Regions from separate parts of the Homo sapiens genome. Here region 2 is linked to region 1. Evidence: read pairs that join two places in POLR2A ChIA-PET (ENCODE). Cell type or tissue: GM12878. All regions are shown on one strand. Each heading gives the region's core, and the rest is flanking DNA. Links, peaks and the distances in the headings are about the cores only. Region 1 has its middle 340 kb from the start of LINC01826. Region 2 holds the start of LOC107985943 (a long non-coding RNA gene).

Evidence for each region. Peaks named below come from ENCODE experiments on the same cell type or tissue, not always from the same donor. Only the 100,000 strongest peaks of a DNase experiment are listed, where the experiment ranks them.
Region 2: POLR2A ChIA-PET joins it to region 1 with 11 read pairs; 2 of 35 experiments call an interaction of 5 or more read pairs at or near these places.

Annotation. Positions count from the first base shown.
Region 1 is chr2:122,727,428-122,743,970 of GRCh38, reverse strand. No RefSeq gene overlaps it. Among named protein-coding and RNA genes, the nearest start is that of LINC01826, 340 kb to the left of the region's middle. In GM12878, for the core only: CTCF peaks have their summits at 2,393 and 6,043; DNase peaks (open chromatin) are centred at 3,742 and 6,080; H3K27ac peaks cover 319 bases.
Region 2 is chr2:122,657,610-122,674,152 of GRCh38, reverse strand. It overlaps LOC107985943 (a long non-coding RNA gene), which reads right to left and starts at 14,936. Exons shown (of 2, transcript XR_001739690.2): 1 at 11,254-14,936; 2 at 9,108-11,173. RefSeq lists an enhancer at 12,300-12,958. In GM12878, for the core only: no CTCF peak of the experiment used is centred there; no DNase peak of the experiment used is centred there.

The DNA of each region.
Region 1 (16,543 bases), core at 1,646-6,645:
ATATAGTTGGTTTTTTTTTCTATTAGTAGTGCTGAAATAAGGTATAGCACACCCAAAAATAAAAATAAAAGGCATGCTAAGACATAAAATTTCAAGAGACACTTGATTGTATTAAATCTGAGTACCAGAATCTTCACAGGTAGGAGATTTCTGGCTCAAGAACATTGAATAAAGCCATTCTTTTTTGATGTCTCATTCCAAAAAACTTGCTAAAATCTATAAAAGCAGCAAGAAAATATCAAGAAGAAAGTTCCACCTTCATCACTAACAAGAATATGCCCCAACTCCAAATTTCACACTTGGAAGAATATTTGCCAAATACAGTTATATTGAGGACAAGTGAGGTAGGAGGCTGAAAGACAGGCAGTCTTAACTCAGACCTTAGGCAGGATTTAGATCTCCCTGAAAGGGAGGTTCATGGTGCTCAAATAGCCATGTGATGCCGCAAGGAGGGGTGAGGGGTACCAAGGAAAAGAGGGGAATGTCCACATACAAGACTCCTTTTCAAAACAGGTGGAGGTGAAGGAGGAAGCACTCTCACTTGTCATTGTCTTATTATCAGCCTACCTTCTGGCTAAGAAACTGTTGGAAATGAAATTGGGAAGAGGAAAAATAAGAAAGCAGATGTCATAAGATCCTAACAGAGAGAACTAGTGACTTAAAGAACAATATTGTGAGACACACTGATCCCCTGGGTGAGTCACCTAAAGAGACTTGTTCCAGGACAAGTCCATGATACCCCTCCCAACTCCAATCTTCAGACACCTCTAGTTAATTATCTATCTTTCTGCCAATCTGCCTCCAGGTCTATCTCTGCATCCACATGTCCATCTACATGTTTATCAAATACTAACGGTGACTAATTCCCCTTCATTAGATTGGGATTCATTTCTGCTTTTTCAGTTTTTTTTCCTTGCATCCTCTATATTGCTTAAGTTTATAATTATAAATAAATCACTTTTTAAAATAAAATGTCAAATAAGGAATGGAGCAACCCAATTTTTTATAAAAGAAAATTTGTTCAGGCAAGGTACGAAGGCTCACGTCTGTAATCCCAGCACTTTGGGAGGCTGAGGCGGATGCATCATCTGAGGTCAGGAGTTCAAGGCCAGCCTGGCTAACATGGTGAAACCCCATCTCTACTAAAAACACAAAAATTAGCTGAGCATAGTAGTGGGCTCCTGTAATCTCAGCTATCTGGGAGGCTGAGACAGGAAAATCACTTGAACCCGGGAGGCAGAGATTCCAGTGAGCCGAGATCATGCCACTGCACTCCAGCCTGGGCAACAGAGTGAGACTGTCTCAAAAAAAAAAAAAAAAGTCATTCATTAATGACTTAACAAAGAATTGTTGATGACTGAAGCCACAATTTTATCATAATTTCATAATTTTTAAATCTACTAAATATATGTTATATATACACATAATATATATGCATGTATATACATACATACACAAAAACATACACACAAACATATATACATACAGAGAGACAGAGTTTCCTCTTCCCACTGGTGGTGTAGGCATGATTTCTGTGCTCGCCTAGCCCAGATTCTCCTCATGCTTCAAATTCTGATCCATCACACAGTGATGTTTCCAGTTGGATCCAGAGTCCCGACTAGTAATCGTAGAGCTTTCCTAGTTTTTGGTGTGCTGTGTCTCTTGCACTTCCCATGGGGTAGAATACAACTACAAAATGGGTCTCCAGTTTATTAGGTTAAACATGTATTCCCTCAATGGTACTTTAACCATTCCACTTCAAAAGTGAACTTTATCTTCATCGTTTACTATCACTCAAGCCCAATACTGAGGAAATAACATCCCCATTCCATCTCTGCCTGTGCCACAAATTTCCATCAATCATTTCCCCTTAATTCATAGAATTGTAGAATGTGTGAGTGTAAAGGGAAAGATGAGAGGAATGGGGTAACATTATTAAGCAGTTTTTTAAACACTTCACATGTCACCTTTTACTTAATACTAAAAATAGCCTTTTTGATATAGGTGTTATCGCCTGCATTTAATAGATAAAAAAATTAAAGCTTAAATGGATTAAACAACTTGCACAAGAAGCCCTAGATATTCAGAGTGAGCCTAAGATTGTAAGAGAGACTAAAGATCCCGAAATCTCACTGCCTTCACCACACTGTGCTACCCCAGCCAAGAATATTTTGTTTAACTCTTCATCTAACCCATCAGGAAGCCAAGACTTAGAGGGGATAAGGGTCTTACCCAAGTTCACATGACCAATTAGGGCTAGCACTGAACTGGGTCTCCTGAATCTTGTCTCAGTGATTTTCCATACCCAAGGTTGCCTATTCCCCACAGAAGGTACAGCTAGTGCAACCCTAACCATTCCCCACCACAGAACAAGTGTTTTTACTGAGCCAGAAGGTGTCCCTGTTGCTGGCGTCTCACTCACTCCCTTTGGACCTCTGTTCTGTCTTTTTAATCCACAGGTCATTCTTGTTCTTCTCTATCCATACAGTTCCTGAGTACTGTAGTCACACACAGGTAATAGATTTCTTTTGAGAATCTCACCAGTGCTGCCCAGTAATTGAAGACAGGTGAGAATTAACACTCTTTCATTATTTAGCTTCCAGGAAATTATAAAATTAAGCCCAAGACTGAATTATGCTACAAATGTACACAATTTACAAGTAAGCATGCAGCCTTAATAAAATCCCACTATTCTGTTTTGAGGTTCTGAAAATGTGTTGCATGGAAAGTTCTTTGAAACCAAATGTTACAATATTCTCATTATGTATTTCAGCAAATCAGCTCTTGGAATACTGTGACCAATAACCTTCTAAAGCAACAGCACAACACAAGATTATTTACATATCGAACCTTCCATGTTATCGCTAAGGGTATATGGTGAAATAGACACTAGATTTTAATGTCTGCTCCTTTAAAAGCAGAAAGTGTTTTCAAAATGTTTTACCTTATCCACACACATTGAATATCAAAAATGCACAAAAATGTAAGCACATTTCTAATGCTCATTATTGCTAATCAACAACCTTTCTAATATCTATCAACCCTTATACTTAATTAATATAGCTTCTGATAGTATTTAGTAAGCAAGAAAGCAAAACAACTTGTAGTAGCCAGCCCTGGAGTGTGGATTTTCTGATTAAAAGCTAGCAGATCTGTGTTCACTTCAGCAACACATGTACCAAAAAAAAAAAAAAAAAAAAAAGGAGCAGATCTCCTTGACATGCAATTGAAAGAAACCAATATACGCATGTACACAATATGGCCTAAGATGAAGTAGTTAAAGTAAATTGCTACTGACAAACTTATGGACTCACCATTTCCCTTGACTTGTGATCACTTTGTTCACTTACCTGCCTCTTGTCTGACTTGTTTCTGGGATCATCCTTCACTCTGACCTGTAACAGGTGCTTTCCCAAGACTCTGATCTCAACACTGTACATGCTCCTACTTTGTCCTGACCACCACCTGCTGGGCCTAGGGCTACAGCCTTGGAGGATTTCTGGATTTGTTTGGTCCTGCTTCCTCCCAGCCTCTGCTGTTCACTTTCAGCTCTGTCAAGCACTTTGCTTCCCAAGGGTCTGCATTTTTCTGTCTATTCAGGGCAATGAAGCACCAGACATCAGCCAGGTCTCTAATATCTGCACTTCTCTCCATTCAGGTACAAAACCAGCTTTTAAGGGGAGATCAAGAGTACAAGTTGGTTCAGCTCTTTTCATAATGTGGGCTTCAGTGGGAGTTCCCCTCTCTGACTTTATCATCACCCCCAAACCTAACATCACCACTTCCTTTGCTCTCTTTTGTAAAAGCGAAATTGGGAGCAGTCAATGCTCTGATCTAGTTGTCACCTCTGACTGTAAAACAGAATTCTCAAGATGCAGAATGAAAGATGTAAGGTGGCACTCAGACTGGGTGAAAATGTGCACCAAATAGCAGTGATTCAGTTTTCAAGAAGGAAAGTTTAAGTATCAGCAAATAAAGACAGACCACTCTTCAGGACCAACAAGCTCCTGCAGCTGAGCTGAGAGATCAGCCAGACACGTGGGTAAGCAGGGAGAAGAAGCCCCACCTTTCTAAGCAGCAGCCTCAGCACAGCGCATCGTGACTATGAAGACTACTCTGCAGTACCTTTTAGTTTTTCAGAAGATGCACATCATCAAAGCTTTCGATGTGAATCTCCTTACTATAGACCCATTTTTAAATAATTTCAATTACAAAAAAATGTTGTGCAAACAAAAGATCGCTGCTGGTCTGTATTCCCTGGTATAGCTGGGTCTTTGGAATTCTTGGAGAATCTTAGGTCAGTGACAAGGGTTGAGACATCCTAACTATGGGGGCAGAGCTATGAGCCTCTCTATTTAGGCAATAAAAAATTTCTCATAAGATATGGAACTAAAACTGTTTTATATAAAATCTTTTAAGAATACCTAGCTTTTTCTAAAAAAAAAAACTACCCTATGAAAGACAAAATAGAAGGCACTTCATTTATGATATCTAATGAAATCCACATAGCAACCTAAGAAATAGACTTTAGTATTTCCATTTTACAAATAAACTGAGAAACCCTGAAAGGTATCACGTGTTTTCTCACACCAACAACAAATTCCCCAGTGCTCTGACACCAACTGAGTAACCAAAAATTCAATTTAATTCTGATGCTATCTACCTGGACTGAGCATCAGATGCCACAAATTAAAGGGCTCTATCCCATAGGACTGTCCCCACTTCCAACACCAGTTGCAGTCCTAGGCCACTTAATACTTCTGTCCAACTGACTATAGATCTGGGGTTCCTATGATTCTCTCCTGCTTCTTCAGTTCTATGTACTGGCTTATTTTAAAGGATATAACTCAGAAACAGCCAAACGGAATAGATTCATAAGGCAAGGCATAACACAGTGGGTGACACAGAGCTCCCATGCCCTCTCTAGATGTGCCACCTCTGAACAAATTGACATGTTCACCAACCCCAAAATGTCTCCAAATCTCATTGTTCAAGACTTTTTATAGAGCATAAACTCCAGTTGTCTCACCCTATTTTCTGGAGGTCAGTGGCCATATAGGGCTAGAAGTTCCAGTCTCCTAAATACTTGGTCTTTCTGATGACCACTCCCATCCTGAGGCTATCTAAAGGCTCCACCTGAAGTCACATATCAGCATAAACTCAGGTGTGATGGAAACAGCTTCCTTATGAATAACAAAAGATATTTCTATCACTCAGGAAATTCCAAGCGTTCTAGGAACTGGGTGCCAGGAATTCAGAACAAAGACCAAATATATCTGTGTATTATACCAAAGTAAATGACTTTTCCAACATGATACAAATATGCCATACTATAATTTAAACAAAGATGAATTTGGGTTTATGGTCTCAACCCAAGGATTGACTCACTAACCTGGTTATTAAAGTAATATTTGCCATTGATATTTTCTCAATCAATAATTACTACCATGCTCCAATATCTGCCCATTTTACTATGATTCCACAGAGGTCTTTAGATATTCCTATCAGGCCTGAACTGGAAGGAAGGAACATGATGATAAAACCATTGTTTCGATTACCCCAGCTGAATCTACACATATGAAAAGTTGGGAGAGGTCATTTCCATTTTGTCCCTTTGATTGGAATCTTTCTTTTTCTCACTAGGATCTAGTGTGAAATGGTGTCTGGTTTATTTACTTACTTTAATGTGAGACATTTATCCAAATGTCAGAGTGTTCCCTGAAGGCAGGAAGGATTCCTAAGGGCTCAGTCACTTGAATGAATTCAATAATCTTTATGATAAAGTGTTGATGAAGTGACCAGCATTTATGTTTCACAGCAAAAGACAACTTTGAAAAGAGAGGAAAAAGTCAACACTGAAACCAGAGTGCTGAATTTTCAATGGTGCTATTTCAGTCACCCTTGGGAAACACGTTTTAGGGAGGCCACACTTTACCTGGACATCTAAATCATTTCAGTGGGGTTGGGGTAAGGGTTTCCTTCTTGCGTCCAGTGATGCTGTTATTTCACCTAGTAGAAAAGAGGAAGCAAAGGGAGTGTAAGAGAACATTCTGAGCACAAGATGGGGACTCTGGTGTTTTTAAAGAGAACTGAGTATATTGTGTGATTTCCTAGAAAGATAATTTGAATATGAGTCAGAGGAACTGGGTTTCAGCTCAAGTTCTTCCCATGAGCTACTATATGACCTTTCATAAGCATGCAGTTTCTCTCTATTGAGTGACATAAGTATAATAGCTACATTGATTGAAATAACAACAACAATTTTCCTATCACTTTGCATGTGTGATCTTATTAAGCTTAAGGATAATCATGAAAATTATCCTTCTCTCTATTTTATGTGGGATACTGCCCTAGAATTAAACAAACGTCAACTACAAATCGATAATCTTTCCAAACATTCGGCTTCTCATTAAGTGTGGTCCAATTCTTCAGGTTATTCTGTCAACAAAAAGAGTCGAACTCTGTAAAATATTTGAAGAGATTTATTCTGAGCAAAATATGAGTGACCATGGTCCGTGACACAGCCCTCAGGAGGTCCTGAGAACATGTGTCCAAGGTTGTCGGGGCGCAGCTTGGTTTATACATTTTAGAAAGGCATGAGATATAAATCAAATACCTTAAAAAATACATTTGTTTGTTCTAGAAAGGCAGGACAACTCAAAACTGGGTAGGGGAGTTGGGGGAGGCTTCTCAGCTATAGGTGAATTCAAACATTTTCTGGTTGACAATTGGTTGAGTTTGTCTAAAGACCTGGGATCCTTAGAAAGGGAATGTTCAGGGTAAGATAAAAGACTGTGGAGGCCAAAGTTTTTTGAAGTCTTATTGTGGCTGCCTTTAGAGACAATAGATGGCAAATTGTTTCCTATTCAAATCTTAGTTAATCTTAAAGAGGTTTCTTTAGGATTGGAAGCATCTGAAAGAAAAAGATCTAGCTATGTTAATAGAGATTCTTTACAGATGAAACATTTTCCTCCACAAAGAACAGCTTTGCAGGGCCATTTCAAAATATGGCAAAGAAATATGTTTCATGGTAAAATATTTTTATTTTTCTTCCTTGTCTTGTAATTTATGGCCAGAGTCAGGTTGGAAAGTAAGTCAAAATATATAGAGTTAAATAAAACCCATAGGATGAGAACTTAAGATTTGTAGGGCATGACCCCCCTAGGACCCTTAAATAGGAATTTGGGCAAGATAAAAAAAATCAGAGCATAGTTCTCAAATCTCTTTCCTCCCTCATCTTCACAAAGTTCATTGTGTTAGCAGCAGCAAATCTGGCGGATCTGCAGCAACTTGATTCTTCCCTCCTTGGAGGAAAGATTTCAGGTGAGAGGCATAGGGCAGAGAGAGAGACTGAGGCAAGTTTTAGACAGGAACGAAAGGAAGTATACTTGGAAGGGGGCCAAGTGGACATTTAAGAGATCTAAGTGTGCTGTTTGGCCCTTGACTTGTGGTTTTACACATTGGCTTGGTTCCAGTGTTTGCATTTCTCCTCCCTTGATTTTTCCTTGGGAGGGGCTATCCTCATGTTCAGTGGCCTGCCAGCATGTGGGAGGGGCCGCATGCCCAGTGGTTTACTGATGTTGTGGGCATGCTCACTTGAGGCGTTCTTCCTTTACCAGCCAAGTGTTCCTAGAGGAAGGTCATATACCAGTTAAACTGCCATTTTGCCTCTTAGTGCACATGTCTGAACACACTTGCCCAACTCCTGAGATCTTATCAGGAAGCAGCAGATCACCAACTTCAAGTACTTTCTATCTTTTGGGAGACAGACTTTCCTTAGCACTGGCTGTGACCAATTTTTATTTTAGAGAGACAGTTTAACAACTGCCTGACCATCACCTGATGGTCACTTGACATTCCTGGGTTGGAAGGCACCTCTCCTGCCCTGCTCATGTCTGCCTAACTATCTAACAATTTTATTCCCACTAAATTTGTTTTCCGTGAGAGCTATTACGATGTTATGAAATGAATGAATAAGAGCAGTTTGATAAAACACATAGTAAAGATCTACTATCTTCATTGACCACTATGATTTCCAATACTGCCTGAAGTAATTATCTTTAAGTAAACCCTAAGTTCCACAATGCCAGGGACTGTCTATCTATCTACCTATAATATATTCTTATATCTAAACATGTCTTTGTTTAGCCCAGGGGTAAAAACAGAGTAAGTGCCTCTCAAAATTTTTTGTTCAATTTTGATTTTCTGACACAACTCAAATATTTTGTCCAATTCAGTGGCAGAAACTCTCCAGTGCGTCCCTAATTCTCCCCTGTGCTTCTCATTCTTCGTACTTCCCCACTGGCCTATTCCCAGGCTCACTGGGCTCCTTCCTACAGTTTTTCTAGAACCTAATGGGTGCCAGTGACCCCAGAGCTTGGGACAGATATGTGCAAGAACGGTGCATCACACCAAGCAGGCCGGACAGGTGCACTTTCCTGCAGCTTTTAGCACAGACTAGAATACCTGAGGTAAAATGTCCCAAATGGAAATAAATTACTTAAATAATCAATGAACAAGGGCAGGTATTAATAACTTCACATGATATAAGGGCCATTTGTGGTCTACAGCTTAAGTCTCTTTCTTAGCTCATTTATTCCGTAGGAGATGTCATAGCAATGTTAAAATATGCTTCCATTCAAAGTAATTAAGCAAACACACACAGGCACTTAAGGAATAATGAGACTTAAACAGTAATGTTCATATTTTTTCCTGGTGATTTCAACAGCCATCATCCATACATATTTATGTTACTAAGAGGCATTTGGAGGCAGCCTTGGAATGTCTACTTCATTCTTCATTCATTTGCTCATTAGAAAATAACGGCTGAGAGAAAGAGAAAAAGAGAGAGAGAGAGACTGAGAAAAGAGAGCCTATGCCTTGTGGAGTGATAGAGTAGATGCAAAGACGAATAGCTGAATTGAGCCTCTGTCTCCAATCCACATGTCCTCAACTCCCAGCCCCTCCCCCCATACTCTCTTCTCCCACCACACTGAATTGCTTCCAATTTCCTGTGCTTTGACCAGCCACAAAGACATTGCACTGCTATTTCAGCCTCATTCCTCAGTGTGTGCGTGGTTCCTGTTCCTACCCCCCACCCCTTTCTATCCCTGGCCTGCTGCCTCTGGAGAGTAACTGCTAACCTTTCAGGGCACCAGGTAAAGTGATCTGCTAGAGTCTGAGTCTCCTCACTTCTCATCCAGATAAACCGCATCTCTTCCAGGGATTCACAGACATTAGCTGACTCTTGAACCATCGCCGCAGTGTGTGTGTCCACTAATCTGGATTTTCCATTACATTGTGAATTACTTGAGGGCAGTAACCATGTTTTATTCTTTTGTTTGTTTTGATCCTTTTTACTCTGGGACCTTGCCATGGCTCTTAGCACATGGGGCATGCTCAACACAATATATATTGAATGAATAAAGGGTGGAATAATTAAGAAACTCCTAGTGTAATGCTGTAGAGACAGAGGTAAACCAATAAACAGAATACAGTATCACAAGCTCATGGGCACCCATGGAACTGGGATGCACCCATAGTGTTAGGGAGGGCTTCACCCAGCTCTCAGGAGCAGGCTCAAAATTGGTTTCTGCCCAGCAGAAAGTGCAACATGAAATAAAATGCAGGAGGAGAGGGTCATTTCACAGAGGGAAGCTTGTGTAGCTTGACGAGAGTAAGGAGAGATTGCACAGGGGATGTTTCTGCTACCTGGCCTGGGGCAACACACACTACATCAAAATGTGAGGATAGGATGGAAAAGAAAGGCGCAGTACATTGGAGAGAAAAGCAGAGGAATGCTGGAGTATGGCAGAGGGGCAGCCGAATATACCTCCCTGAAATATGAAGGGTTGAGCTGAAGGCAAGTTGAAGCAGATACAAGAAACTCTCTGCCCTCCCTGTGTTTGCCTAAAAACAAGACACAGATTTACAAAGGTAAAGGGTATCCTGACCTCCCTTGGGGAGAACAAAGGTTAACTACTGAAGACAGCTTTAGATTCTTACCATCTGGAGAGGAATCTTTGTTGACAACATTTGCTAACCAGACTTTATCTATCAGTTATTTGCCTTCCCACAAGTTACCCTGGCTGGAAACTCCAGGTCCCTTTCCTTTTTCTTGTCACTTCTCTATAAATTTACTCCTCACCAACAAAGAACACTTTGTCGAAGATGCTCTATAAGCTGACATTCAAAGCCACCTCTTTGAGAACTACTCATTCTCTGGGTGTCTCCCATATATATGAAATAATATGCTAATGAATGTCTGTTATTCTCTTATTAATCAGTATGTGTATCAGGGGTCCTTTCCGACTTAATGCCTATGATAGTTGAAAAAAAAATCCCCAGTAGGGGAAACTAGACAGAACTTAAGCCACACATGTGTGTCCTAAGACAGAGGATAAGAAAAGTCCTTAGTATCCATGGAGATTTTCCCTGGATTAATTAAAGCTAAGAAGATTTCCAAGAAACTACCTAGGATTTCTTCCTGCATGAATCAACTAAGCCCCATGCCTCTATACCTGGGACAGGCTGGCACCTGGAGTATAAGGTTAATGTTAAGAATATAAGGCAGTGGCTTTGGGACAAGAAACCTACTACTCACTCCTTTACAGTTTTACAGAGAGGAAATTGTACTCGCTCAGACATTACCTATGCCTGGACATGAGCACAACAGCCAAAGAGAAACTGGAAAATACAAACAAAAACAAAAACAAAAACAAAAACAAAACCCTACTTTCTCTTAGTACTTGGGCCAGACCTTGATTACAACACCATGGCCATCTGGAGCAGATCTCTTCCCATCAGTACTCAAGGCTAAGGTTCAGGAATCAATGTAAAGCATTCTACTTGTCACCCTTGAATCTAGAAGAGCTATAAGTTGGTGCAAAAGTGATTGCGGTTTTTGCCATTTAAAGTAATGCCATTACTACATAATGGTTTTGCCATTACTTTAAATGGCAAAAACTGCAGTTACTTTTGCACCAACCTAGTAGATACACAAACTGTTTCCTAGACAAACGGCCAGTGGACATGTTAGTCAGAGACCTTGTCCCAGCAGGTCTGGAATCTGGAGCAGAGAGTGCCCATTTGGCTGCACTCTGCACAGATGGGGCCCCCATTCTGGCTTTTCTCATGGAGCCCAAAACTGCAAGAAGCCTGGGGAGAGACACACGCAGGAAGTGAACGTGGAGGTTGGGCACCTGCTTTTTCTGCAGCCTAGTGAAACATCACCCAGAAATTTAGGCTCTGTCCACACAGATTAGGAGTCCTTACTCTCTTTGGGAGCTGTGACCACAAGAACAGTTAAAAGGCCAGGGAGCATTTCTTCATGTTTCTTTCCCTAAGGACAGAGACAGGACAATGGGGCAAAGAAGAAAGACGTCTTTTTTGCCAAAACTTGAGAGTATCCTTTGGGGAAGTACGTAGTTTTCCAATACTTATTTTCCTGAAATGTAGAATAGGGAAAATAAACAAAATTTTCTTACTAAGTGGTTGAGAAGATTAGAGTAGATAATGTACTGAAGAATTAATTATAATATAAAGTTAATCAGCATTAATTTTGTGCTAACATAAAGCTATACCTCAAGTCGGTGCCTCAGACTGGCATTGGCCCTTCTCTCTGACTGCCAAGTGGTGATATTTTGTGAGCAAGTTTTAACATGTGGTCTTTTGGTTCCCTAACTTCTGCAGTGTCCATCCCGAAGTCTTGCATAGACCCTTTTCCCACAGTGTTTTCTGTGCCATAGAAACCATGCCAGCTCTGTTCTGATGCCACAATGATTCAGGAGTGCTAGGGTGGGGGAAATTCGTAGAGAGAGAAAATTAACTTTCAAGTTTTATTATCAATTAATGTTTATAAAGCATAACCTGGGTGAAAACAAATGGGTTAAAAAAACAAAATATGGAATTCTTACCTATGAAGTCAGCAGCACAAGCTTGCAGGGCTGGAGAACACACACTCAGAATATAAATGGACATCAAGAAACAGGACAAAGAGGCATAAGATCTGCATAACAGAGCAATGGCCACACTTGCTGAAATAAAGCCAAAGCACTTAGATGATTATGATAGGATTATAATCTCTAAAATGGCAAAGCCCCCCTGTCTTCTGTTTGCGGCTAGTTAAATCAGGAGCACTGTGCCCTGTCTTGGGAGCACCATGGCTAACCAACAGTGTGGTCATGAACAGCCATCACAGTGCAAGGTCCAGAAAACTGGGCTATGTGAGAACCCAGGGCCACCTAGCCCAGTAAAGGAGCCTCTGAGGAACCCAGGTCATGCTCTTCAACCATAGAGTGCCATGTAGATGAGAGACCATACCCTTTCCCCGTTTCAGTAGGGGCAGAGCTGGATTCAATGGCTAGATTCATGGGGGAAAAAAATGCAGCTCACGTGTTAGAAAGAACATATTAATAGCTTTGGCAGTCCAATAATGGAATGGCTAGCTTATAAAATTATGGTCTTCACACCATACAAAATGGGCATGTAGCCATATTGGGGGGCACATTTCCATAAATCTTAACCATTGAATGTTACATGTTCCCTAAGAGAGGAAAAATACCTGAAAATGGTTCTAATAGAGGAGAGGAGGGAGCTTGAGTGAAAGGAACAGAAACACACAAGGGAGGAACCCATTAAGGCCCCATATGTTTTTTTAAAAAAATGGAAAAAAACGGTAGAAAAAGAAAAGGTTAATTTACTGCCATTTGTTATCCCTCAAATATACTAAGAATCTATTATGTACAAACACACATTTAGTTGGACACTGTGGGAAATACATTAAATAAATTAGCCAGAATGCAGTTTTCATAAAACTTACAACCCAATAGAAGAAAACATAGTCATAAATAATATTATCAGGTAAAAAGTGACTTAAATGTGAAGCACAGAAAGCCTTCTGAGAATGACTTTAAATAAAAATGGACAAATCAGCCTATGTTTTCCTTGTAATTAAGAAATGAGATAAAATTAAGGTATTTTAAATCAATTGCTTCTTATTCATAAAAAAAAGTAGGTCAAAAAGTTTGAATCAGAGAAATGAGAAAGAAAAATTTAAGAAAAATAAATTTTCGCCCTATTTCTCCCATTTTATAAGCATTATTGATTCTCGGGTTTGGATTAGACACCCAAGAACATATTTGTGAAGTTATTCCAAATGTTTCCACATCAAGGTCATTTTCTTAAAAAAAAAAAAAAATCAATAAACCAGGGCCTGTCTCTTTCACTCAGGCTGGAGTGCAGTGCCATCATCTTGGCTCATTGTTCAACCTCTACCTCCTAGGCTCAAGCAATCCTCCTACTTCAGCCTCCTCAGTAGCTCAGACTTGGACCACCACACTCAGCTAATTTTTTTTATTTTTCGTAGAGGTGGGGTTTCGCCATGTTGCCCAAGCTGGTCTCAAACTCCTGGACTCAAGTGATTCACCCACCTTGGCCTCCCAAAGTGTTGAGATCACAGGGTCATTTTCATTTAACTTAAGTAAGATTGGCTTATTAGAGAAATATTGAAAAAAATTAAATAAGCAAAAGAAAAATGTGTGAAGAACTATAATTACATGAAGTGTATGTTAAAATGTAACCTTTTTCAATGTCTATAAATATAAATGGATATGCATTTACATATATATAACATAAATAATATACAATGTAAATATTAAGCACATTTTTATAGCATGATTCACACACATAGAAATACATTTCTCCATTGATAAAATGCTTTGCGATATCATCTTTAATAACTCATTTCTTTGTTAGGTGCACTATAATACATGTTTTATTGTGATAAAATATACCTAACAAAATTTACCATTTTAACGATTTTTAAGTGCACAGCTCAATGGCATTAAGTACATTGTTGTGCAACTGTAACACATTTTTTAAAACCTTAGTTGTTGGACATTTACTTTGTTTCTAATTTGATATTACAAATAATGCCACAATAAACATACCAATAGTTGTTCATATTTTAAATTATTTTGCTATAAATTTACTTACGTACCAAAGTATATGTGAATGTCAATTTCCACATACTCTTGGAAACTATAAGTATTCACATTACATTTTCTTTATGTATCAGACAGGAAAAACAGCAGTATTTTAATACCATATCAATTTTTATTTATTTATTTTCAAAGAACAATGTTTGACATATTTGCATTTGTAATGAATTACAAGGTGTTTGTCTTAGGAATTGACACCACCTGAGGAAGTCAGAAAGTCATATTGTAAACATTTTTAAACTCTGTCAGTCACACTGATGGGAATCATTAATTTGTCACAGCACAATTTTTTATGTTGCATTGTTTTTCTGTTGGTGTTATACATGAACTCCCATGGGTCTCTGTTGAGGGCTGCCCCCAGGAGGTGTCAATTCCTTGGTGTATGGGCACATCAGCAGAGAGGCTTTCCAAAGCCCTCAGGCACAAAGATGCCGACCCTGGCAGCTGGAAACTGCGAAGCACAGGGAAGGGTTGGAGGGCTGTGGGGATGATGGTACTGATGGTTTCTGTTACAGCCAGGACCAATCTTCTCACCACAGTGAAAAATCATTACCAACGTGTTTCATATTTTCTTTCAAACGTATTTTTACTATAAATACTATACGTGGAATATTGTTGTTTGGGCATTGTTTCCACTCATATTGTTGCAGTCACCGTCTTGTTAAAGTTATTTCCATCATTCTAATGACCACATAGTTCTCTTCTGGATTGCTTTGCTATAGCTCATTTAATGCAGTGTTTGCCCACTGATACATCGCAGTGTGGTAGGAACACTTAATACATAAGCTGCCAAAGTGTGGTCAATTTTTGTTGTAAGTGTGTGCATTTTTATGAAAACTGAGGATCACGCTCTGATAGCAGCATCTGCTGGAAAGAACATGGAGCTGAATATGAGAAAGAGAAAAAAACCTCCCACCCATCCGGTACTAAAGAAAGATCATATATTTATTAAGACACTTGAAGATTTTGCCCAAATAATACAAAAGAAATTCACAGCAAGGATTAAGCTCTTCTCCTTAAGGAGGAACTGAGATAAAAAGTAACCAAACAAAAAGCAAATGAATATGGTATTAACCAATCCCTTCAAAATTTCAATTTTCTAAACTGCAGAGATGCACAAATATGTTGAGCATTGTTAACTTAAACATTTCCTTGCTGCTGCACACTTTTTTCTTTCTATTTGGTCTCAGCTATAGAGTTTAATTAAGTATAACTTCCAGTTTATGGCACATAATTATCATTAGTTCATGGAAGACCTCATTCTCTTTTATTTTCTTTTTGCTTTTCCTGACCCCCAATCCTGTTCTATGTTCCAACACAGACACCCAATCTAATGTGTTTGTTACATGTCTTTGGATTTGTATATAACCTTATAAAAAGAGTGTTGGGTTTTTGTATGTGTTTTAGTATATGTAAATGACATTGTGCCATGGAGCCTATTTGTATGTGCGTGTAACGTGGTAGCATTAAGTAATCTTCATGTGGTCACAGGTACACCTAATTGACTGCTCCTAAGTGCTTGCCACACTGAATACATCAATCATATTTTATGTATTTAGAGATACATAAATGTAGAGATAGCTACAACCAGTAGCTATCACAAACAGTGATAAAAAGAATGAGCTTCACACATGATTTTTCATTAACTTCTTGGGAATATAAACCTAGGAATGGGCTTGTTGGTAACAGGGTGTACACATATGCAATGTAACTTCTGTCAGCTGCTCTCCAGATCAACCTTATCAGTTTGCATCCATTCTGGTCACTGCCACACACACCACTCCATCCATAACAATGCTTGGTATAATTCAAAGCTCTATTTTTTCCTAAGATGCATCTCCTAATATGTATAAGGCAATATCGCAGTTTTCTATTGGTGAGGATGAGTATCTTTTCATATAATTCTAGATATTTAGGTTTGTTCTCTGTATTTCCTTGTGTTCTTCTTATGGATTTGTAGAATTTCTTCCATATTTAACAGATTGGCTTTTAATTGGTTTTAGTTGCTGCAAATCCCTCATTTCAATCTGCCCTATGTTTGCTAACATCACCTATACTTTCCTTCTTTAATGAAATATTTAATATTTCCGTAATACAATCCATTAACTCTTTTTTTATAGTCTTTTGTTTGAGAATCTGGTATACTATCTCTTTCCCCCATCCTTACGCCAGGGCTCAATGATATTCTACATTTTCTTACTTTAGCTTGATAGTGTTTAAGGTTTTTAAGCACTCTGGAGTTAACATTTATATATTGAATGAAAGAAATTGAACGTAACTTTTCTCCATTTAGTGGCCTTTATCCTTTACATATTCCCTACTAACTGGGCATTCCAGTTCTGTCACTTAGCATATCTGCTACAAATACATGATTATATTTCTGAGCTTTCTTTGCTAATCCCTCAGTTAATCTTGAACAAGCAGCATATTGGCCACACACCCTCAAGAATGGCTTTTTAGAAACCTTATGTATATTGGAATAAAGATTACCCTTGCTTCATAAAATGAGCTGGGAAAGCTTTATTTTTTTGTCCTGGAACAAC
Region 2 (16,543 bases), core at 5,076-10,075, 73 kb after region 1:
ATACCACTTTTATCATTTTCTCAACAGACTTAGAAAAAGTGTATTTTATCCACGACACATGTAAAGTCTGGACGCTAATGAGGTAAAAGTGAAGAAATCATGGGACTGGGGTGGAGAGAACGTAACAGATTGAATATCATCAAAATAGGAGCACGAAGCACAGTGGGGACTGGGAAGGAGAGATGTGGGGACAGGTATGTAAATGGAAGTTTCAGGCGCGTGTTTTTGACAGTGATAGATGAAAACATACATCAAGTACTGCCTTCCAGTTTGTCCCTCTTTGGGTACAAATGTCTACAAAACCTTGGATAAGTTCTTGTTGCTGGTAGGGCCATGGCAGTGGTGAAGCAAGCAAGGCACTTAGGGCACAACATCTAAGATTAAATAATGACTTGTAATTGTCTGAGACCTAGTGAGCTCTTAAAAAATGTTGGTTCTCTTAATGCTTCTGTCTTGGGAATAACTGCTTATTAAAATTGAGGTTAATTAAATTGAAATTATTGTATGAATAAAATAGAACACGAAGACCTTTGTCCAAAACCATGTGTAATTGCACAGGAAAATGAGCACTGCATTTGGAGCCATGAATGTTGGGTTCAAGTCTTAAATTGATCACACCCTGCATCATTTATACACTTTAAATCAGCTTCATTTTCTATAAAATTATGCATGTAGCGAGTCTGTTCCTCAGAATTATTTCATTAATGATCCTGTCGTCAAGGCTGCTGATAAAAAATTGTTTTTATTTATTTATTTATTTGAGACAGAGTTAGCTTCTGTTACCCAGGCTGGAGTGCAGTGGTGCAATTTTGGCTCACTGCAACCTTCACCTCCCAGGCTCAAGCGATTCTCATGTCTCAGCTTCTCAATAGCTGGGCACGTGTCACCACGCCCGGCTAACTTTTGTATTTTTAGTAGAGATGGGGGTTTCACCACATTGGCCAGGCTGGTCTTGAATTCCTGGCCTCAAGTGATTCGCCCGCCTCGGCCTCCCAAAAGATGGAATTTATGCAAGAGCTACTGTGCCTGGCCAGAGAAAAGAATGTTTAGATCTCTTTGTAGTAAGATTTGTGAAATGACTTTGAGTCACAATTGTCACAGAAATTTGTGAGCATCTTTCTGAAATAGATTGTTCATCACAAAAATTTATGATCATTAGCAACTCAACCCAAGCTGAGACCAACTTTGAGGTGGCTGCAAACTCTTTAAAGCATGTTTGTTTAGAAAGTCTTTAAGACTAAGATGAGTTTCTGTGTAGCAATAGTTTGCTGATACATGGTCCTTTAAATTCTGCTTCATCTCCTATTAACTCTAAGATTTCCCTAGTTCTCCTGGGTCCAAAGTCATTTCTCCTTCTTCTAAATATCTCTGGTATATAACATTTGCACCACCAACGGACAATTAATGCATATATTTTTATATCCCTAATCTGCTAGTAATTGCCCTGTTTAAGAGAATCTTGTACCACTTTAATCCCATAATTCCTTATGCAGCTCAGGAGATATATAAATATTTATTCCTTTGATTAGTATACTTTTTGTTCAAATCCCACGTGATTTTTATTGTTAAAAAGTTGGCTGGGCGCAATGGCTCACGCCTGTAATCCCAGCACTTTGGGAAGCCGAGGTGGGCGGATCACAAGGTCAGGAGATCGAGACCATCCTGGCTAATATGGTGAAACCCCATCTCTACTAAAAATACAAAAAAATTAGCCAGGCCGGGTGGTGGGCGCCTGTAGTCCCAGCTACTTGGGAGGCTGAGGCAGGAGAATGGTGTGAACCCGGGAGCCGGAGCTTGCAGTGAGCCGAGATGGAGCCACTGCACTCCAGCCTGGGCAACAGAGCAAGACTCCGTCTCAATAAATAAATAAATAAAAAATAAAAATAGGAAGTTGGCATTATATATGTTCTGCAGTACTAGCTCTTAACAATTCTGATTTAATTAAATTAGGATGAGGCCTAGGCATTGCTATCTAATAAAAGTTTCCCAAGAGATTATGATGTATATGAAGGATTAAGAATCACTGTTTTCAGGTTGGCTCAGAATGGATTAAGTCTTTAGAAGACTTATTTTTTAAGTTGATTTTGCCATGTTCACATACTCCAGGTAGAAATTATCTCCTGCCCTTTCATAATCTGCTCAGTTTGTTGTTGTTTTTGTTGTTTGTTGATGTCCTTCTGCTCTAGCTGTTTTTCTTATCTCATTCCTGTTCCCAAGAATTGCTGTATAAACCCCTTGGTTCCCTTTACTTTAAATACAAACAAATCCTTTAAAACCAAATTGATTCATCAGAGGAAAAAGATAGCACCAAATGGAATGTTGGTATTTTTGTAACTTCTAAGTGAACAATCCATTTTAAATGATTAATTCCATTATACTGCAATTTACATCTAGTGCTAATGAAATAAAATTAGTTTCAACATCGATTCAACCCTCTTCCCTCTCTCACATGATCTCATTAGCCTCATTGTGAATGTTTTGCTGCAATAATTTTTCTGCCATACCAGCTGCACCATTACTGGATTGTTATTATTGATTACTGAAAATCCAGATGTAAGAAAGAGGAATGGGCAGGGAGTTGATTACTATGATCAGTTTGAAGTTTAAGTGGGAGAGAAGTCATCCACAAGGTATCTATTCTCTTCATATATTTTCTAGAGGAAAGGGTGGGTTTCTGACACCAAGTATATTAAAAAGCCCTTATATAGATGCAGGTTCTAAAACAGTTTTCAGGGATGTGGCTTAGAGAATGTCTTAGTCTATGTGTTGCTATAACACACTACCTGAGGCTGGGTAATTTTTAAAGAAAAGAGATTGATTTGGCTCATAAGTCTGGTGACTTAAAAGTCTAAGATTGGGCAGCTGCATCTGGCAAGGGTCTCAGGCTGCTTCCACTAATGGGAAAAACAAAAGTAGGGGGATGTATGAAAAGAGATCATATGTCAAGAGAGAGAAACCTAGGAAGGCAGACTCATTTTAGCAACCTGCTCACAGGAGAACTAATCATTCTCATGAGAGCAACAATGCACTCACCCCTTGAGAGGGCATTAAGCTATTCATGAGGGTTGCATGCCCAAGACCAGGCCCCACCTCTTAACACTACCACACTGGGGATCAAGTTTCAACATAAATTTTGGCAGGAACAAACCACAATCAAACCATAACAGAGGCCTTGATTTATTACATAAAATAATGATGTTACATAGGATAAGTACATTTCAGTATTTATAGTACTTTTTCATCTACAATCCTGGATGATCTTCATGAAAAACCTAAGAAATCAGAAATATAAACACTTAGCCATACTCTATTAATGGAGAAACTATAAATCGGAGGACTTGTGTAATTGACATTTGGCTCCTTGGTGGTAGAGAGGTGACCAGACTTCTCCTGTCCCCAGTATCTCTAAAAGCAGGAATGAGAAACAAGGATGGGAGCTTTGGGGAAACCTAACTGGTATGTTAACTTATGCAGTAGGGACAGATAATTCTATGTGAGAAACAGCTATGTCTCTAATATACTCCCTAATATTAAAATGGAAAATATGGCCAGGAGCGGTGGCTCACGCCTGTAATCCCAGCACTTTGGGAGGCCAAGGCGGGCAGATCATGAGGTCAGAACATTGAGACCATCCTGGTTAACACGGTGAAACCCCATCTCTACTAAAATACAAAAAATTAGCCAGACATGGTGGCACGTGCCTGTAGTCTCAGCCACTTGGGAGGCTGAGGCAAGAGAATCGCTTGAACCTGGGAGGTGGAGGTTGCAGTGAGCCGAGATCTCACCATTGCACTCCAGCCTGGGTGACAGAGCGAGACTCTGTCTCAAAAAAAAAAAAAAAACCAAAATAGAAAATATGACCCCTAGATGCCACACTAAATATGCCACGGTGTCAGACATGCCAACATGTAAGGTACCCAGTGCCTGGTCCAGAGAGACACCTCAACCAATAGTGTTGAATAAATAAATCATTTCCTCTCATAAAGACACAATTTAAAACCAATTCCCCCGATGGAGCACGTTATATTAAACCATACTAAACACATATAAAATGTGTCTGTAACATTAGGCAATAAGTCCCCTAGTAAAAGTCCGAGGGACTATGGCATGACACAGATATATTTTGACCGTCAGGTGAGGAGCAGACTCAAAGGCTTTTATTTTAGGAGGGCAGAGTTAGAGAAATGTTGAAACACAGTGCCTTTCAATATTCAAAAATGCAGAATGGAAGAAAGTGGGTGCACCAGCCAGTACCACTCAAGAAGAGATATGAGGCCAATATTTTCTGTTTCACTATTTCTCAGAGAGTCATATCTCCACAGCATATAATAGTGGAGAGAATACTGACTGCAATCACAGATGCAAAATTCCTTTCATCTTTGTTTTAGCTGAGTGATGTTGAAATCTTGTTTAATGTTTCTGAGTCTCTGTGTTTTCATTAGAAAAAAGTCAGGAAATTTTGTAACAAATGATCAAGTCCACTAATAGATTTTTTTAATCGGCCTAGAATATAATACTAAAAAAATTTGCCCTATTTCCTCTTCTTCATCTCTTTCCTCTAGTAACTATTAGAATCCTCAAATCCTCTAGGTTTTAAAGCACTTATTTTTGTGAGTGGTTAAAAATTCAGAAAGAGAAATCCTACTACAGAAGGTCAAATCTTGTCTTCATCACTTATAACTGTCATCTTGGGCAAGCAATCTAATCGCTCTTTATTCCAAGAATTCCAGGAACTCATCATTTATAAAAGGGTATCTACTAAATCGGGTTACAGTAAAACATATATGAAAAAATATAGGGAAGGTCTCTGTGCATAACTTATTGCAAGTGCTCAGTGAGCCCTGCCGGTCCCTGCCTTGTCTTACAGGGACTGAAGCACCCGTCTACCTTCACTCCATCTTGTTGACGAGGCTCTCCTTTTTTTTTTTTTTTTTTTTTAATTATTATACTTTAAGTTTTAGGGTACATGTGCACAATGTGCAGGTTTGTTACATATGTATACATGTGCCATGCTGGTGCGCTGCCCCACTAACTCGTCATCTAGCATTAGGTATATCTCCCAATGCTATCCCTCCCACCTCCCCCCACCCCACCACAGTCCCCAGAGTGTGATATTCCCCTTCCTGTGTCCATGTGATCTCATTGTTCAATTCCCACCTATGAGTGAGAATATGCGGTGTTTGGTTTTTTGTTCTTGCAATAGTTTACTGAGAATGATGATTTCCAATTTCATCCATGTCCCTACAAAGGACATGAACTCATCATTTTTTATGGCTGCATAGTATTCCATGGTGTATATGTGCCACATTTTCTTAATCCAGTCTATCATTGTTGGACATTTGGCTTGGTTCCAAGTCTTTGCTATTGTGAATAAAGCTGCAGTAAACATATGTGTGCATGTGTCTTTATAGCAGCATGATTTATAGTCCTTTGGGTATATACCCAGTAATGGGATGGCTAGGTCAAATGGTATTTCTAGTTCTAGATCCCTGAGGAATCGCCGCACTGACTTCCACAATGGTTGAACTAGTGAACTAGTTTACAGTCCCACCAACTTGATAGTGTGCTAGTGATCTGTGGGACACCCGGTTTGGCTAGTGCCCTTTTCCTGCAGCAGAATGCCTTTTTCTCTGTCTGCTAGCATCACTGGCCCTCTCAGTGCCTCTTCATGGAGCGAGATCCTCCCACTGGGCATCTTTGCTTCAGGCAAGCGAGCCCAGCCAGGTGCTTTTAGGGTTTTTGGGAGTTCCCAGGTGATGGTCACCCTTACAGCTGTTGGCAAGATGAAGTTGCATACTTAACCTTACTCTGGTTTGCATATGTAGGATAAAATAAGCTCATTGAGCTTTAAAAGTATTGTGATGATTATATTTTAAAATAGAAATAATTTGATTTGAAATCTGACATTCACACTTCTCTTTTCCAGATATTCTCAAATGAAACATAGGTTCATTTCAGTATTGATGATCTATATCAAATCATCACATAAGACCTGTCTGAAGTCAAATAACATATTAAATCTATTTTATTTTAAAGTAGAGTTTTTTAAACACATGCTTAGCTATTCAATGTTTTTAAGCTAAACCAATTCTTATGAGAATGGCAAAATTGCAGATGGCAAGTATTATTGCTAACATTATATTAGTCAATCAACCCCTTGGTTACAATGGTTTTTAAAAATTCTTCCACACCTGCATTTTATTTTGTTTTCAAGCACACTTCAGCATATATGCACACCATCCTAAAATCCCAGAAAACTTCCCTTTTGTACCCATTTGAAAAGTACTTAATCTCTCCTCTTATTTCCAGATTCCTACCAAAGGTAGGGTTAGTGACTGGATTAGAGGAGAGCATAGAGGATTTGTCACCTGCTTCAGTCTTTGCTCCTTTCCTTGTTAGCTGTTTGACCTTGGATACTCTCCTGAGCCTTGCTGAGCCTCCGATCCCTGGCAACTGGCTCTGAAGCTTAGCTACCACGGCATGTGGAAGGGCCCAGCCCTCACTGGGGCCCTTAGAAAATTCAAGAAGAAAGAAGACAATAATATATTTTTTGGGGAGTAGCAGCAGATCCTGGATATTCATTTTCTTTTCTTAGTACTCAGCAATAGCCCCAAAGAAAGAATAATTTCTCACCAAATAATACAATATGAGTTAATCAGTTTTTTTTCCCATTCAGCTGGAATTCTGTGTACTAAAGGTATTTACACTGAATTTTCATTTGGACTAAAAGCTTGAGATTGGTAGTCATCTGTGCTTTTGATGAGTAAAGTTAATTTTTATGTTTTAAAGCGGCCATATTGCCTAAATCTTGACAGTCCTATAGGAAAAATAATAACAGGGAAACTTGGTGCTAAAATGTAAGCTCCTAACCCAAAACTAAGGCTTTAACATTTAGAATGTGTGGCCACATCATGCTATGAAATAAATAGAATTTTTGTCTCAGTTATTCTTCATTCTTCTGGTCAACAGGGGAAACACAAATAATTTATGGGAGAATTAGCTTTACCCTCTTCATCAGAACAATGCTACCAAATGACTATTTTCACCTTCCTATTTCCAACCTTTCATTATCATATGTTCTCTTACCTTATTCTCTTAGCACTCTTAAGGGTTTACAGGCAAGAATTGCAACAAATAAGGAAACTGAGATCCGAGAAAGCTAAGAGAATCACATGAGATGAGAGAATTATTAAGTGACTAGTCTTGAGCCAAATTAGGGTCCTGATTTGCCAAGGATCGTTCTAGTTCACACGTATTACCTCAACATAATTATTAAATGATTCCCCTTAACTCTCAAAAAAGAATTTGACTGATTCCTTGGTCACTCTAAGTAGAACACACATTTCCTTAGCCCCAGTCCTGTGCCCTTTCCACTGCATGAAGCTGGGCTTAAATGTATCTGCTCCTTCAGAAAACTAACATCCTGTTTCAGTCCGTGTCTCACTACTTTTGCTGCTTCAGAGCAGAGTGGAGATAAACCGTAGGTGTAGTCAATGCCATCTCTGCACTAATAAAGCTTCTGTTTCCCGGTCAGCTTCCTGCAGGGCAAGAGCTCCTTTTCAAATTACGATCAAGAGCATTAATTTATCAGACATCATGCTGAATATGCCCTGAAGTTTGGTTTGTTTTTTCTATCATTACATCTCCCCAGAGTTGCAGTCAAGAAAAGTCTAAATTATTACTGTAATTATATAAAAAGATCAAAGAACTGGCATTAATTTCTACTTAGTGGACAGTTTAATAGTTCAACCAAATTCCATTAAATCTGATATCATCATTAATAAATATCAACATTTTTATCTAACATTCAAAGAGTTTCACTTTGTCTTTGTGTTTCCTTCAAAATTTGAATTTAAATTTAAACCATCTGTTCCTTTTGAACACAACACATCACACTTACCTGTCCAGCCTGAACGTTGCAAGTTGCCTATGAGATCACTCTAGGTCTCATTAGCATCAGGCTCATGAATGCACACAGTGAAGAGCTGGCAGTGTGAAATGGAACCCAGCAAGCTAGTCTTCAGTTTGGTTAGTAAAATAAAGCACAACTAAATATAAAACCTCTTGCACGTAGATAGCTCTTCATGGCTTTTTGTTGTTTTTGTTTTGAATTTGTTTTGTAAAGCCTAGCAGCTTTGTGATATAAACAGGCCAGGTGTTATCAAAAGTCTGTAGATCTAGAAATGAGGCTCATTCACTTTGGTTCATTCACTCTTCTCTTTTTTTTTTCCTTTTTTCTGTCCACCACCATTCTTCCTGAAGTTCCAGTTTGTCCATTGAGGTTTTCAGTATTTCTTCTAACTGGACAATTTTCCCACCCTCATCATCCCAGAGCTGTAGTCAGCTGGCTCTCAAGGACTCCCCATCAGTGCAGGCGTCCCTGCAGATGACCTCCTAGTATGGCCAGGAATCCCTAAGAAGACCTAGTCGCCTACAAATGAGGGGCCTGCCTGCAGATACATAAATACAGGCCTTGTCGAGCACATGGGCAGACGGCCTGCCCAGAGCCAGCCTTCTCTTGGCACTAAGAATATCAGGTAATTACAAAATGTTGCCTCTTAGCCTCCCAAAGCTTTCAGCCTACTTGGGAAAGCAAGCATTAAGAAAATAAGTTCAAGGCCAGGCACAGTAGTTCACTCCTGTAATCCCAGCATTTTGGGAAGCTGAGGCAGGAGGACCACTTAAGCTCAGGAATTCCAGACTAGCCCTGGCAATATAGCAAGATCTTGCCTCCATAAATAAATAAATAAGCCAGGCATGTTGTCACATGCCCTCAATCCCAGCTACTTGGGGGACTGAGGTGGGAAGATAACTTGAGCCGGAGAGATCGAGGCTGCAGTGAGGCCTGATCATGCCATTGCACTTTAGCCTGGGTGACAGACCCAGACCCTGTCTCAAAAAAAAAAAAAAAAGAAAAGAAAAAAAAGAAAAAGAAAATAAGTAAATAAGTTCAAGTGTGAAGTGATTCACCTGTTCTTATAAAATGACAGAAGCTGGTGGCCTACAGTTTGTAGAGTTGGGATGTCTGCCTCTTTGAAGAAATGACAGTTAAGCTGAGATATGAATAGAAATAAGAGTTGGTCAAGAAATACAAGTCAAGCTTATGATGACTCTTACAGAAGCAATTTTAATAATAAGATACACTGACTCTTTCTCAGTTGAATCTTTGGAATATCATCTTTGTCACTCACAACACCTTGATATTTTTCACCCAGCTTCATTTCAGGGTCTCTAACATAGCCCTCATGTCATAGATTCTACTAAGTGTCAGCTCATTCCCTGAGAGATGAGCCACAGTTCCAGTGTTTTTTGTTTGTTTGTTTTTGTTTTTGTTTTTTTCGGATTCCAGTTTTGTTCAGAGTAATAAGGGGTAAGTGACTTAAGAGGCAAATACCACTGAAGTATGAGCTGTGAAAATATCCCAAAGAAACACAGGGCAGGCTGGGGTGATACAGCACATCAGAAAGGCACAGATATGAGTTCTCCAAGACTAGCTGTGTTTGCAGCAAGATTCTGTGGCCTCAGGAATCCTGGTTGGGGACCCCAAGCTGACCTGCAAAGCCAACACTGATGACTGCCCAGGGCTGCCAGACAGAACAGTCTATGTTATCACAGCAAAGGAGCTCAGGGATAAAAGACCGAAGGAAGGTTTCAGCAGGAGTCCTGTAGATGACCAGGAAGGCTTGTGGGAGGGGAAAAGAGAGACGCATAAAGGGCCCCCCGACTTTGGGGATGCAGCAATCTGGGATTCAGTTCCATGTGTTACTCCCTTGCTGGGCAATGTAAACTAGTCTCTAGGTCATGCAGAGCCTTAATATATGAACTAAGACTGCAAACTGTAGCACTTAGAGACAGTGCACATATGGCAATGAACATCCATCTTGGCACTTGATAGTGTGCAGTAAGAAATAGATATTTTTATTATCGACAGTTGTTAGAAACCAGACTGGGTTTAAGATACGTTCAGACAGGGATGGGTGCACAAAGAACACACAGCAGATGCTGTCTGGAATTGGTGGGGCAGCAAGCTGGGAAGACAGAAAAGCAACCTGTATCAGGGCTCTTCTCTCCCTGAAAAGGTACAAGAGGAGCAGAGGAGAGAATGCATGCATGGCAGGGCCCCGGGAACCCGGACTCAGGCCAGAGCAGCACCAAGGATAAGTTGGGCTCAGCAGCAGCAGCAGCAGCAGCAGCAACAGCAGCAGCAGCAGCAACAGCAGCAGCAGCAGCAGCAGCAGCAGCAGCAGCAAAGCTTTTTTGATGTGGTGACAGTGAATCCTACAGATCCAGTGCCCGGGATTCTGCAGCCACCACCGCAGTCCTCATGACTGGTGACTTTCCCTCTGCTTTAGGCACCAGCTGGTCTGAGGAGACAAGGCAGTAATTAGAATAATTAGGACAAATCATCACAGTGAATTAATGAATCACCAGCCTCCCCCTGGCACGATGGAAGGGTTCAACAAAGAGTGTAACTCCTGGAAATGCCATGGACAATAAATATTCCTGAACTTCTGTGGCACTGCCCGTGTCCAGGGGACAGTTCATTAGGAGGAAAACAACTTTCCCTGTTCCAGATTTGGCTGATCTGGCCAATTTGAACACATGTTTAACTGAATTTTTATTAAGATAAGATCCTGGGGGTTAGACCATGTGACAACATGAAAGCATTACAAATGCAATTATTAAGGTGGAGCCACATGCAAATGATCTTTCTCTAAAAAGAGAGAAAAAGTAAAAACACTACAGGGTTCATTTTCCTTTACTCTGGTTCCTGAACTACAGGCAGGATTTTGGCATTTCAGCAGACAGTCATTGTGATGTGTGACCGTATTTCATTCACCAGGAATCAGCGGGTACAAAGCACTGAGTTTCATATGACGCACATACTGTGATATAGACACTATGCTAAACATGTGACATAAAGGGGTTTTGGTATTTAATACTCACAATAATTATATAAAATATATGTTATTATCTCCAGATTACATAAGAGAAAACTAAAAGTTAGATCGATTATGTACCCTGCCTGAGGTTGCACAGAGAGGAAATGATGGATGAGACTCCCGTCAAGAGTCCACTTCTCTGCCTATTTTCTTCTTAACGTGACTCCACAAGTCGCTATTATAGTAGCTTTGTCTTGTTGAGAATTGCTTCTCTGCTCTGCAGCACTTTCCTGAAAAATAAAGCCTGATTAGCTGAGATTGACGTGTAAGGTAAAATGTAAAAGACTTTGCATTCAATGATTGTACATACCCTCTACTGTGCCAGAGTGTCCCTCAAATTTGCTCTTCTGTTCTTTGAATTCTGAAACTGAATGCATTTTGAGTTGCTGGTGTTCATTCAGAAAATTAATTTGGAAGGAACAAACAAGAAACTTTATTTTCCAGGTGTGTAGCTGTCATCAGTAATGTTCTGGACAAACATCTGTAATATCACCAATGGCAGAAGACCAGCATGGAAGAAATAACCTTCAGATTGGTGCAATCATTGCTCTGAGTCTTCTAGAGCTAACAAATAATAGACATTTGCAAGATGGTGGTAAAGTCATCCAGGAGGCATTGAGGAAGGTTGACGCAGATAATATTTCCTCAAGAGGATGGGCCCAGGCTCTGTGATCTAGCCAACACAGGTGCATGAAAAACAAGTTTAAAAAAATTACTTCAGGTTCCTAATGACTTTGGAGAAATGGGATAATTACCCATCATACCATTTCTGTCAAAACCCAATGACTTTGAGATTGGATGATGGCACCCATGTATTCTTATCTTTCAGACAAGAAGAACTACCATTCAACACATTTCCTCATTTAAATATCATAACACAGTTAGAAGACAGACAATATTTATTCCCATTATGAGGAAAAAAAGAAAAATTGAGTCTTGCAGACAGTAGGCAAAACTAAGAGGGTCACAGTCAAATACTAATAGAACTGGGATTCACAACTGTCTTTAAGGACAGAATTTCAGGCATCTGAAAATGACTATATGTATATGTTTGTTTATGTACACGTGTATGTACATGTATGTATACATAAATGCATATACTTTGAAGAGTGGAATAATTTCAGTGCTCTTCAAATCACTCCACATTTTTATGTTTAAGTATATAATGTCACCTCCTTACTACAGTCTTGAAATGTAACTTTTTAAAATGATATCTTAAAACTGTAAAGGAGTGGTAGGCTAGAAATCCTATTAGCCAAGTCTCTTATTTTATTAAAAAAAAAAAAAAAAAAAGGACTCAAAGCCCCAAGGGCTGTGCCGAATTGCACAGGACTCACAGAAAGCTAGTACCTGAGCCAGAAATTTCACCAGGGGTCTTCTGTGCCAATCACAGCCTTTATCCTGCTTTTAGTCCTCGGCCTCATCGGTGGCAAAGCATTCAGACACTACACACACACACCCCAAGGGGAAGAAAAGCTATTTTTCGTCCCAGATTGCATTTCCTTTTCTGAAACCTCCACTAACTCTTCTCCTGGAACGCCCAGGTATTCACTCTATTAGCATCCTCTCTGAAGAAACAGAAAAGGTGATTAGAAACAAAGGAAGAAAAGCTAGGGAAACTCCTACTCCCGCCTGCCGCTTTGAATGCCACTCCGATGTCCTCCACTTTCTTTACATATTCCCCTGCGCTGCGTGCCTATTGTGAGCACTAATGAACCTGCAGCCGGCCTCCAGGAGAGCGCTGCAGACGCACCTGGCGCCCAGAGAGGCGGACCAGGCTGCCCCAAAGGGAGCAGCCAGATGCAGGAGGAGGAGGCTTCCCAGAGAAGACTTCCACTGCCGGCTTCTTTTCTTCTGTCTTCCGAAGGAAAAAAAAAAGAAGTCAGGGAGGAATTCAATAACAACTCAGCCAAACACCAAGACAGCCACAAAAGAATAGCCTCTTCCAGAAGGTGGGATGAATAGCGAAGCATCCAAGGGAGGCCACCGGCGCTCCTCGGGCGCTCTGAGCGGCCCCTTACACAGGGCGATCTGCATTCCTAAGAATTAGAAGATTCTAGTGCGGTCCACAGGCTCCGTGCCCATTCCCCTCTGACACTTTCTTTGTTCTGCTTTAGGAATTTGTTAAGTTTGGGCTTATGTTCCTGCTGGAGGAGCAACGCTGGCACCTGAATTACAGCCCGATGGCGGGGGATGAGCTGAGTGCTGAGCCTCCGCGAGGGAAGCGCTGTTCAAGCTGCTGGTTGACTTTTCCTGGGGCTGGGGGATCCACCTTCACCAGTCAGCAGAAGTTAGACCGCCTCACAGGCACTCTGTGTTGCTCTCAGTGCTGGAGGCCAGGACCTGAGGGCCGAGGACAGAGCTTGGACAGAGAGGACCGCAGCCTGGGTTTCCCTTGGCCACTGGGAGCACTGGCATCCTTGGCCAAGTTACTGCTTCCCTTTGACGCTCAGCTTCCTCCTGTGTTAATATTTATTTGGTCTGAGGCAGTGCTCTCAGATATGAAACCCATCTCCAAAGAAAATTTTACAAGGAAGCCCTATTTGTAGAACAAATAGAAACTACTCTAATTAAAGCAGCTGGAAGATGAGTAGGGTGTTAGACCGAGGAATTTTAATATTTGTTATACTTAACATCTGGAAACCAATCGTTTCAAGTATAATTCTTGATTACTTACTTTGGCTGAAGCTGCTCACAAAAAAACAAGATATTCTCTGACCACCTAATGAAAACACTCTGCCCCCGGGAGCTCTCTGTGCCTTACACTGACGTACTTTTCCTTCTACTGTTTATCGCCTCTGATGCTATATTATGAATTTATTTGCTTATGTCCTTATTGTATATTTTTCTCATTAGACGCACACTCCATCAGGATCAGGGTTCTTTTCGTTTTATTTGCCATTATATTTCTAGCACTCAAAATAACGCCTGGCACATAATAAATACTTGTTGAATATATGTCTGGATTTCCCAGAATTTAATTGGAATTCTCATGTTCCCCCAAACTTGTATACATGTAGGGCCACCTCAAAGTCTGAGCGGTGAGATGAGTGTTCCCTTGCTCAAGAGTTATTTTCTCTGGGGGAAAAAAATTGAGATGTTTAATTCCTAAGAAGTGCAAATTCTACATATTTTGCTGTACCAAAAATAATCACCCTCTTCATAAAAATTTCAAAGGCACAAGGAGGACCTCAGCATGCATTCCAGAAAAAAAGGCTGAAAAGGGTAGAGCAGCAGAGGCTGGTGCCATACAGTCGACCCATGAGCACTGTGTATGTATGGCCAGGGAGCTCCAGGACACCACTCATCAACTAGAGAGCTCTATAATCAGCAGCAGAGAGCAGGCAGCCTCAGGCTTCAGACTCCTAAAAGTTTTGACTGCATCCCAGGAAATGTCTGAAAATTTGAACAAGTGTGAATTACTGGGTTATTAACACAATTCTTCACAATGGTTCAGGTGCCCTTAGAAGACTTTCGGCCCCTCTTAGGGATGGTGCTAGCCTTTCCCTCTGGAGGAGAATTGCGCAGCGGAAGGAGGCCAGGCTTGGGCTTTAGAGTTGTGTTAAAACTCAGTTCAAATCTACTACTCACTGATTCTGGGAACTTCGAATTTCTATGTCTTACATGTAAAATAAGGTTAGACATAGCTCTCTAATAGGAGTTTGTAATAATTGCAGATACTGTTTATAAAACATCCACCATAGTGCAGAACACAGAGCATTATTATTTTCCACCACTATGACTATAGTTGATGCAATATTAAAAGGTAAGATGCATATATTAACTTCAGTCAACATAAAGAGACATTCTGTGTGGCTACATTACAGCATAAAGCAAGGATGAAGCATAAACCTTCTGAAAATCCAGTGTTTATTAACATAGCTAAGATAAATGGCACTGCCCACAATATACAAAATAAGGGAAAAACATTTAATCTCTCTGTTTCTTTCTGTCTTTTACTTTACTTTTCAAATTGATGGAAAAAGTTCTTTCCACTTTGTTTAAAGTAATTCAATTCAGATACGAGGTCTCAATATATGACTCTGACTTTAACACATTCCAAATTCTTTTCAAATGTATTTTAAATATAAAAAATGTAACCAAACAAAATGTTTTCACTCATAATTTAGTTTCAAGATGGTAGCCTGAATCACAAGGTATAATTCACGGTCCTTCTATAGTATTTGGCAATATGCTTTAGAAGGAAATATGCTCAATGTTTAAAATCTTGGGCTCTGGAGAAGAAAATTCCCAGAACTGTCACTTCTGAGCTGACTGAATTTGGCCCAACTGTAAAATGGTTCTAATAGCCTCTATCTCTTGGGGATGCTATGAGGATGAATTTAAATATGCATATAAAACATTTTTAATAGAACTTGACACATTATAAGCCTTCAAAGAATGTTTTCTGCTGTAATTTTTTATTATTTTGTTTTTATCATCAAAAGTTATAAAGCAGATATTGAAAAATGTCACATCTTTAAAACCCCTCACAGAAAGCAATAATTTTTTTTTTTTTCCTAAGGGTAATGTGGACCTTTGACTCATGCCAGTTGAGCAGAATACTGTTTGTTCCAAACACTATCAAATTTCTCAAAATTGATCTTCAAAGATTTAAAGCAGAGTGGTGTCTACATAATAATGAATATCTACAAACAAAAGAAAATATTAATGATGTATACAGATGTTCCCAAACATATGAGTTGCTTTCTTAAAAATAATCCTGTACTTCTTTAGTGTACAAAGACTTAGATATTTTAATTTCTTAGATCTAGTAAACATAACAATCATTATACTCAAGATGAGTTTACCCAAAATGCACATTTCTCAAATAAAGTCAAAACTATACATGATACTTAAGCAATCAAAAGTTTCATAATTAATTAAAGAAAGATCCAGGGACATAGAACAAAATTTGGTTAAAGGTGAAAAATCTTTTAGTGCTTTGTCAATTCTCATTATCAGGACTTTTTTCTCTGACTTTTTTCCTCTGTCCTGTAGACATCATCCTTCCAAAACCAAGAGAGCCACAATCCTTGTCTCTGAATTGAATAATCATTCTATTCTGTTGCTTTTCCAAACTTCTCCAGATCACAGAAGTTTGGAGTTAGAAGCGCTCTTACCCAGGGGGTGTCTAGCATGGCGGTTCAGGAAATGCACTGTGGAAGCCTATAGACTTGGCTTTAGAATAAGTTTGGCCATTTATGAACTCTAGTTCTCTTCGCACAAGTTACCAAATGTCATCAAGCTTCACTTGCCCCAACTATAAAATGAAGCTAACAACAACAACCTTGCAGGGTTGTTAAGGAGACTGAATTAAAAAATGGATATGAAGTGCTCAACTCAATGGCATAATAGAACTTGTTTCTTTTCCGTAAGATGATACTTGCTCAGAATGTAATTGGATGAGCCTCAGAATGCAATGTTTCATGGTATTTTCCCAGAAAAATAATTCATTTATTGAAATATTAGACTATGTTGAAAGATATTTAAACGAAGCTGAATGGAAGATAATAATATTAATACTAAATATCACAGACACTCTAGGTATGAATATAAAAAACTGTCCATTTATCTTACAAGATCTTGATCCTTTTGGC